Linked DNA regions of Homo sapiens: regions 1 and 3 are each linked to region 2. Evidence: chromatin loops called from intact Hi-C (ENCODE). Cell type or tissue: heart left ventricle. All regions are shown on one strand. Region 1 overlaps LOC105378102 (a long non-coding RNA gene). Region 2 has its middle 330 kb from the start of QKI. Region 3 has its middle 420 kb from the start of QKI.

Region 1 (2,500 bases), 220 kb after region 2:
GGAAATGAGGAAATGGAGGCTTAGGAACTATGTCAGTCTTCAATTGCTGTATAACCACCTTCCCAAAATTCAGTGGCTTCAAACAACCACTGTTGATTTTGCCCTAGAGGCTGTGGTCCCCTGGGCGGCACTCTGGGGTGAGGCTGGGCTGATTCAGGCTTCAGGGTCAGGCCAGAATGGCTCCTGCGGGGGTGTAGAGCTCGGTGGATGACAGGGCCACTGGGCCTTTTCCTGCTTCCTCCAGCCTGGTGGCCTTGGCTCCTCCAAATATGGTGAGAGGGTTACCAGGGGAGCACATGGCGGTGAGCAGGTACTCCCCAGATCTCAGCCATGTCACTCCTCATCATCCCAGTGGCCAAAGTGATCCTCTAGCCAACACCAGAGGCAGTGGGAAGGGGAGGTAGTCAGGGAGGTGAAGAAAGGGAGGCAGGGCGGGTGGCCTACAACAGGGAGGTTGAGTAACTTGACTGAAGTAACCCAGCCCAGGTGAGGAGGAACTGGGATTCGAACCCACATGCTTCCTTTGACCACTGAGGCCTGATCACTCAAGTCCTAGGTGGGCAGAGCTCAATACCCGGGGGTTGGACTTGGACAGCTTGGGTTAGACTTTCTGTTGCCAGACTCAGTTCCTTCTCTTCTTGCTCTTAGAGGTGGGTGTTAGGAGCTAGCTGCCTGGTGTGAAGCGCCAATCCTTGAGTGGAAGATGCAGAAAGGTGCAGGGTGTTGCTTCGCTGTAGCTCACCTTGGCCAAATCAGCTTCTAGAGCCCCCGTGCCACTTGTTGGATTGACTATTTAAGTGAGATCCCCGCATCCCCATAAACTCCCTTATAGTCCCCCATCCTGAAGATGGGACTTTGTAGCCCAAATGCAAAGTCAAAGTTTCTAAGTGCCCTGCCCGGCTTTCCTCTTAAGTTGTCCGGATATGCACCACGAGCTAACAACCTCACCGGATTGATTCTGGTGTGGAGAATAGGTTTCTTTAAAGAGGAGCTCTGCGGTGGTGGCTCTGGAGTGCCTGCAATTCCTGCACCTGGTGCCTCTGCCCTTGAAGGGCAGTGTGAAAGCTGGGAGGGCGGGCGTTTCAGCCTCCTTTCTGAAGGATGCAGTTGGGCATCTGATAGGTTACCTTAATTACACCATTTCCTCCTCCCTGTACACACTTCCAAAATCTAATTATAGTACATGTGACACCCTGTGACCAGCCAGAAGCCAGAGATTAATATAAAGTCACAGCAGGACAGTTTGCTCCCTGAAACGGTTTACATGACATTGCAAATATAGTCCTCAAGGATTTGATGCTGATACTTGGATACGTTCATCATCACGTTAGCATGTGAAGCAGGCGGGCTCTATGGGATCCGATTCAGCGCCCGTGGGAGGAACGGCTGGGGTTTATTCCCATTGGCCCATGCCGCTGTCCTTCTGGAATTTGACATTGGTGTCCTTGGAGTTTGGCATCTATTCTGAGGGGCCTTAGCCCTTTAACAATATGTCCCAATTAATTCTGTATTAATTGGGGGGGGGGGGCGCCTGTGGGTCCGTCTATGGGGGGCGCTTGGCCACTCTCCTGGGTGTGCTATCTCTGCCCAGATAAAGGATATTGTGTGCAGGCATTTGAGTTGGGAGCACTTGTTTATCTCTGTTCCTGCAGCTTTATTTAGCCTGGAGCTCCATACCGGGCCCTCACAGCCACACACCTACCAGAAGCACTTGCCCCAGAGTGGGACTCTGAGGGGAGAGGTGGCTGGGGAACGGCTGACTCGGGGCTGCAGAGTTATTTTCCTCCTCAAATCTGGGGCCTTGTTGTACATGTGAGGATTTTTGAAGACCAGCCTCTAAACCTATTACAAATTCTTCAGTGACTAAAATGTCAGCATGTGAACCGTCTTCCCACCCAGCTCGGGCTCTGTCTCTTCATTCAGGGGTGGCTTTAGTTTACCGGGAGATAAGTGGGGGAGCGATGTGAGAGGAATTCAGGAGAGAGGACAATTCCAGCTAAAAACAAACCTCAAGTGACAGTTGTGTAAACGCGCTCGCAAAGTAACATTCAACAGAACAAGCAGGGCGAGCGTCACAGGCCTCTTGTTGGAGAGAGACACAAACCTGGATTCCAAGTGCAAGGGTTTGACTTGGAAGAATGGCAAGGGCTCCCTCAATGTTTAAGAAACTCTAGGAAGCCTCCGCAAAGCCAAGATGCTCTTCAGTGTAAGCCTCTCTCGTCAGGCCCCCCTCCCCCAGAGGCGGATTCTCAGGCTCAGAGCTCTTGAGATCCGTGGCTGACCTCCTGACCATCGTTAATAATGACCGTTGCATGTTTCTAAATTGCTAAGGGAGTACATTTCACGTGTCCCACCATGGACAATAAGAGGGGTGGTGGATATGTTAATAAGTTTGATTTAATCACTCGACATTGTATACTAGACCAAAACATCACATTGAACCCTGTGAATACGTGTAATTATTATTTGTCAATTAAAATAATAATTTTCCAAAGCTGCT
Region 2 (2,500 bases):
TGTGCTAGGAACAGCTCAGCCCCATCCCTGTGGCTTCATGGTGGGGTCTCCTGGTTAGAGTCCCAGCTCAGATGCCTCTCTCCACCTTCCCCGACCCGAGGGCGTCAGGGCCTCCACTGTGCCTCCTTCCTGGCTGCCTTATGCTGTGAGCCTTGTCTTGTCGTCGTTTGAACTTCCCCTGGAAACTCTCTATTAGATTTAGAGAACAAAAACAGCCAGTGAAAAATCATAGTTGAAATTTTACAAAGGAATTACATTTTGTATTGCTTTAAAGAATGCATAGTATTCTGATACTAGAGTAACAAAACAGTAAGAGACAGATGTCTTTAGGCAACTATTTAATGAATAAATGAGAGTGATTGAATGGGAGCGTTTAAATTGGGCATTTTCTGTGCAATATTAATTATACTGCATGCTTAGTAAATTCCTTTTTCAAAGATAGTTCAAAGGCAGATGTCAATCTGGTTCTGCCCAGGTTATGTGTCTGCATACATAAACAACTTCCAAATGAATAGAGCATGCGTTAATAAGGTTTTACTAATCTTGGCCACAGGCAGTATTTAAGTCAGCTGTGTTTGACCTCTACCACACTGGACATAAGAAGATTCATTTAAAAGTGGTGTGGCTAAAACTGATCTTTTGAATGGGCTACATTGTACAGGCATTTCAGCTACACTTAATTTTAAAGTGAGGCTTCTCCAGTGGGACCCTAGGATCTGGAGCTTAAACTCTGGAGCATGTTTCCTTTTGTTGGCTGCAAAATAAATGGCTTCTGGATAGAGCAGGCTTGCAGGGAGCCTGGGCCTCCTGGGAGTGCAGGACTGCTTTGGTGATGGGCATGACCCAGGCTTTGAGAAGCCTCTGAGAGTGACTTGTGATGACCTACGTGGGTGATCTATGTGCAGAGCTATGCAGGAGCTGTCAGCAGCCACAGGGGCATGTGCTAGATCTGCCGTGTCTGTCTCTTGTTTTCATGCTGGTATGCTCTCATCAGGCAGGAATGTTGTCTTTTCTGATTAAATTGTGTATGGGCCAGAAGGTGACGATAGGAGAGAAGCTATATACAAGCAACGCTGTCACTCGGCGGGCTCAGGGCTTTTGGCCTGAGAAGACTAAATGACGTAATGGAAAGACCTGGGCTAGAACCTTAGCTCTGTCCTCCAGTAAACGGATGACTTTGGGCCATTTGGTTTCACCTCTTTGCACCTTGGTTTTGTCATTTATAAAACATGGAACAAATAGCTAATAAGGTCAGAATGAAGATTTCTTTTCTTGTTTTTTTTTTTTTTTTTTTGAGACAGCGTCCTGTTCTGTCACCCAGGCTAGAGTGCAGTGGTGCAATCATAGCTCACTGCAGCCTCGAACTCCTGGGCTCCAGGGATCCTCTCATCTCAGCCTTCTGAGTAGCTGGGACTACAGGCACACATCACCATGCCTGGCTGATCGTTTTTATTTCCTTGTAGAGATGGGGTTTTGCTATGTTGCTCAGGCTGGTTTTGAACTCCTGGCCTCAGGGGATCCTCCTGTCTCAGTGTCCCAAAGTGCTGAGATTACAGGTGTGAGCCACCGCTCCTGGCATGATTCCATTATTTAATGTGTATAAATCCCTATTCCAGTGCCTGACACATGGTTGGTGTTCAGTACATAACTATCATCATCATGGTCTGTTTAATTTGGATCTATCTCTATTTTTTGTCTTTTTCTATTTCCCATTTTCCAGTATTCTGAGGGATGGTCATCCTCCTTGCAGAGACAGTTTGCCTGACAGGGTTGGAAGCCCCCACACTGGGAGTGAGTTAGGAACTGCGTTCTTGCCCCTGTGCTGGCTGCAGAGTTCTGGATAGGATATTTGAAAATCCCTGAAAGTGGGGTGCTGTATTAGTCTGTTCTCACACTGCTATTAAAGACATACCCAAGACTGGGTAATTTATAAAGGAAAGAGGTTTAATTGACTCACAGTTCCACATGGCTGGGGAGGCCTCACAATCATGGTGGAAGGTAAATGAGCAGCAAAGTCACGTCTTACATGGCAGCAGGCCAGAGAGTTTGGGTAGGGACTCCCCTTTATAAAACCACCAGATCTCGTGAGACTTAGTCACTATCACGAGAACAGCATGGGAAAGGTCTGCCCTCACTGGCTCTCCCCTGTGACACGTGGGAGTTATGGAAGCTACAATTCAAGATGAGATTTGGGTGGGGACACAGCCAAACCATATCAGGTGCAGACAAGGTCCCCTCTACGGTGTCATCCTGTTCTAAATGTTGACATGAGCCCTGCAGAGTATTCATATTACATTTTGAAAATTGTTTCCCTCATGACTGAGCATTTACTTACTGTTGGATAATAAATCAGATGCTATCCATCTTGGCCAGGAGTGTTAAGAACAGTCTAGAAAGTTCTGCCTGGGAACCCCCCGAGTCCTGTGCTTCAGTTTTGCCTCAGGACTTGGTGTCTGGACACTTGTGCCCTTTCTCAGGTGAGCCCCACCCAGATCGAGGG
Region 3 (2,500 bases), 88 kb after region 2:
GCCTCACATATTCACAGGTTGGGGATCAAGAGGCGAACATCTCTGGGAAGACATTATTCTGCCTAGCCCGTGTTGGAACTGGCTGGGTGCAGTGGCTCACACCTGATATCCCAACACTTTGGGAAGCCAAGATGGGAGGATCTCTTGAGGCCAGGAGATTGAGACTAGTCTGGGTAGCATAGCGCGACCCTGTCTCTACAAAAAAAGAAAAAAGCTGGATGTGATGGTGCACACCTGTAGTTCCAGCTCCTTGGGAAGCCAAGGCAGGAAGATCTTGAGCCCAGGAGTTTAAGGCTGCAGTGTACCATCATGGTTGTGCCACTGTACTCTAGCCTGGGTGACAGCGAGACCTTGTCAAAACAAAAAAACAAAAAAACAAAAAACAAAAAACAGCTGGAACTCTTTACATTCTGATTTCCTTGGTGCTCTGCTCTGTCATTTTTTGTTTTAGAGTGAACTACTCTTAAAATACTAGTCTTCTGAAGTTGTTTTTCTGATGTCTAACTTCTGTTTTGGCTTCAAAGCAACAATTTTAAGCACAACGGACCAGAATAGAGCTAATGTTCTATTATTTACCAGTAGCTATTAAGAGCAAAATAATAGTGCATATTATCATTTTTCCCCTTGGAGGCTCTCATGTCACTAGAAAATATGTCACGTTGGGGAGTCAATACAAACCAGCAAAGAAAATGCTCTGAATGCTTATTCAATACGCGGGCATCCATTTCCACAAAGTGATTCGGGGATGACTCCACATTGACTCTGCTATAAGCAAAATACTCAAAAGGACAAAACAAAATTTAAAATTAAAAAAAGAACACCCAAGTTACTGCTGTAGAACTTGTGATGCCTTGACATGTATTCCCTTCATGGGGTGTTTGCATTTATGTAAGCATCAAGGTCTTTGGCCAATGACAGGGGTGATGCTGATGGACCCTTTCCAGGCCACCGGTGGAAGAGGGGTTGAGGGTCGGCCTTGGGTTGTTTATTAGGGCTGGTATTAGGGCTGGTCCTGCGGCTGGCATTCGTGACCACTCATTCCCTCCTCATATCCTTTCAGATCTTTTCGCAGGGACTTGAAAGGTAGCTCCTTGCACAGCAGAGCTTTTCTGCCAGGTGGAGAGAGAGAACTGGTTAATTCGCCTGGAGCATCTCTCTGAGCCTTAGCATCCAGCAAGGATGCATCCGACACTCCTGGGCTTTGGTCCGGCCTTCTCAGCAGGGCTCCTGGGCCTGTAGGCGTCCTCTGCCCCCGCCCCCAGCCTCACTCCAGGGCCCCTCCCCTCCACAGGAGCCGTGCATGTGGCTGCCTCGCTGCTGGGGCACTGGAAAGGACGGAGAAAAGGCGGGGCGGTACGCCAAGGAGAGTGGGAGGCATGGCCTCCGGCCCTGTGCGGGCTCGTGTGGGCGGCACCGGCGGCCTCATGGGCATCTGAACCCAGTCCCCGGGAGGCCACCCATGGCCTGGCAGAGGGGCGCCGGCCGCGTGGCTCTGGAGCCCGTCTGGGCCCCTCTCCAGGCCAGGAAAGCGCGACGGCTCCTTCTCGGCTCAGACGCTCCAGACGGAAAAACCAACCCCCAGCAAAACCCACACCCTCTCCCCAGCCACCAAAGCCCGTGCCAGGAGTGGCCAGGAGGGACCCGCAGGACAGGAAAGACCCCGCGGCTGCATGGAGCAAGTCGCTCTCCTGGCGCAGCTCTCCTGCCCTACGGGGCGGGGCGGGGCGGCTCCAGGTACTCACGGGCTCCCAGCACCCGGGCCCGACCCTCCCTGCTAGGCCGTGGCTTGGATTTTTCTTGACAAACTCCAGCCTTTCGCTAGCCCTGCACCTGCAGCCATGGCCTCGCCCGCTGCTTGGAACAGCACAGAAGCGCAACCTTCCTCCTCGTCCTGGTAATACTCGGAGTCTGGCGGATAAGCCGTCACAGGGCTGGACCACACGTCCGGGGAATACCTGGTCTGATCGGAGGCAGTGCAGCCCCAGACGACGAGACATCAGCTTACACCTGCCGGGACATCAAACAAGCAAAAGACAAATGTGGGAGAGGATGGGGAGAAACTGGGTCCCTTGCTGCACTGTTGGTGGAAATGTCAGCCATTATGGAAAACAGTGTGGAGGTTCCGCAAAAAATTAAAGATAGAATTAGCACATGATCCAGCAATCCCACTTCTGGGTATTTATACGAAAGAATTGAAATCAGGGTCTTGAAGAGATACTAGCACTCCCACATTCACTGTAACACTATTCACGTGGACAAGATGTAGAAACAAACAAAGTGTCCATCAACAATGAATAAAGAAATGGTGCTATCCACATACACAGTGGAATATTATTCAGCCTCAAAAAAGAAGGAAATTCTGCAACATGCGGTAGTTTGGATGAACCTTGAGGATATTACATGAAGTAAAATAAGTCACAGAAAGACAAGTCCTGCATGATCCCACTTAATACAAGGGATCGAAAATAGTCAAATTCATAGAATCAGAGTGGAATGGGGG

The links. A loop is a pair of places that touch in the nucleus more often than their neighbours do. Peaks named below come from ENCODE experiments on the same cell type or tissue, not always from the same donor. Only the 100,000 strongest peaks of a DNase experiment are listed, where the experiment ranks them.
Region 1: it touches region 2 in a loop (4-fold over the local background); 14 of 110 quality-filtered maps call a loop at or near these places.
Region 3: a loop joins it to region 2, with 3 times the contacts of the local background. A loop is called at or near these places in 3 of 110 quality-filtered maps.

The regions. Positions count from the first base shown.
Region 1 is chr6:163,961,680-163,964,179 of GRCh38, forward strand. The region is part of intron 4 of LOC105378102 (a long non-coding RNA gene); the gene reads left to right. Among named protein-coding and RNA genes, the nearest start is that of QKI, 550 kb to the left of the region's middle. RefSeq lists an enhancer at 1-2,500. In heart left ventricle, no CTCF peak of the experiment used is centred here; DNase peaks (open chromatin) are centred at 1,044 and 1,382; H3K4me3 peaks cover 268 bases; H3K27ac peaks cover 2,416 bases.
Region 2 is chr6:163,745,168-163,747,667 of GRCh38, forward strand. No RefSeq gene overlaps it. Among named protein-coding and RNA genes, the nearest start is that of QKI, 330 kb to the left of the region's middle. In heart left ventricle, no CTCF peak of the experiment used is centred here; a DNase peak (open chromatin) is centred at 976; H3K27ac peaks cover 2,178 bases.
Region 3 is chr6:163,833,084-163,835,583 of GRCh38, forward strand. No RefSeq gene overlaps it. Among named protein-coding and RNA genes, the nearest start is that of QKI, 420 kb to the left of the region's middle. In heart left ventricle, no CTCF peak of the experiment used is centred here; a DNase peak (open chromatin) is centred at 1,348; H3K27ac peaks cover 17 bases.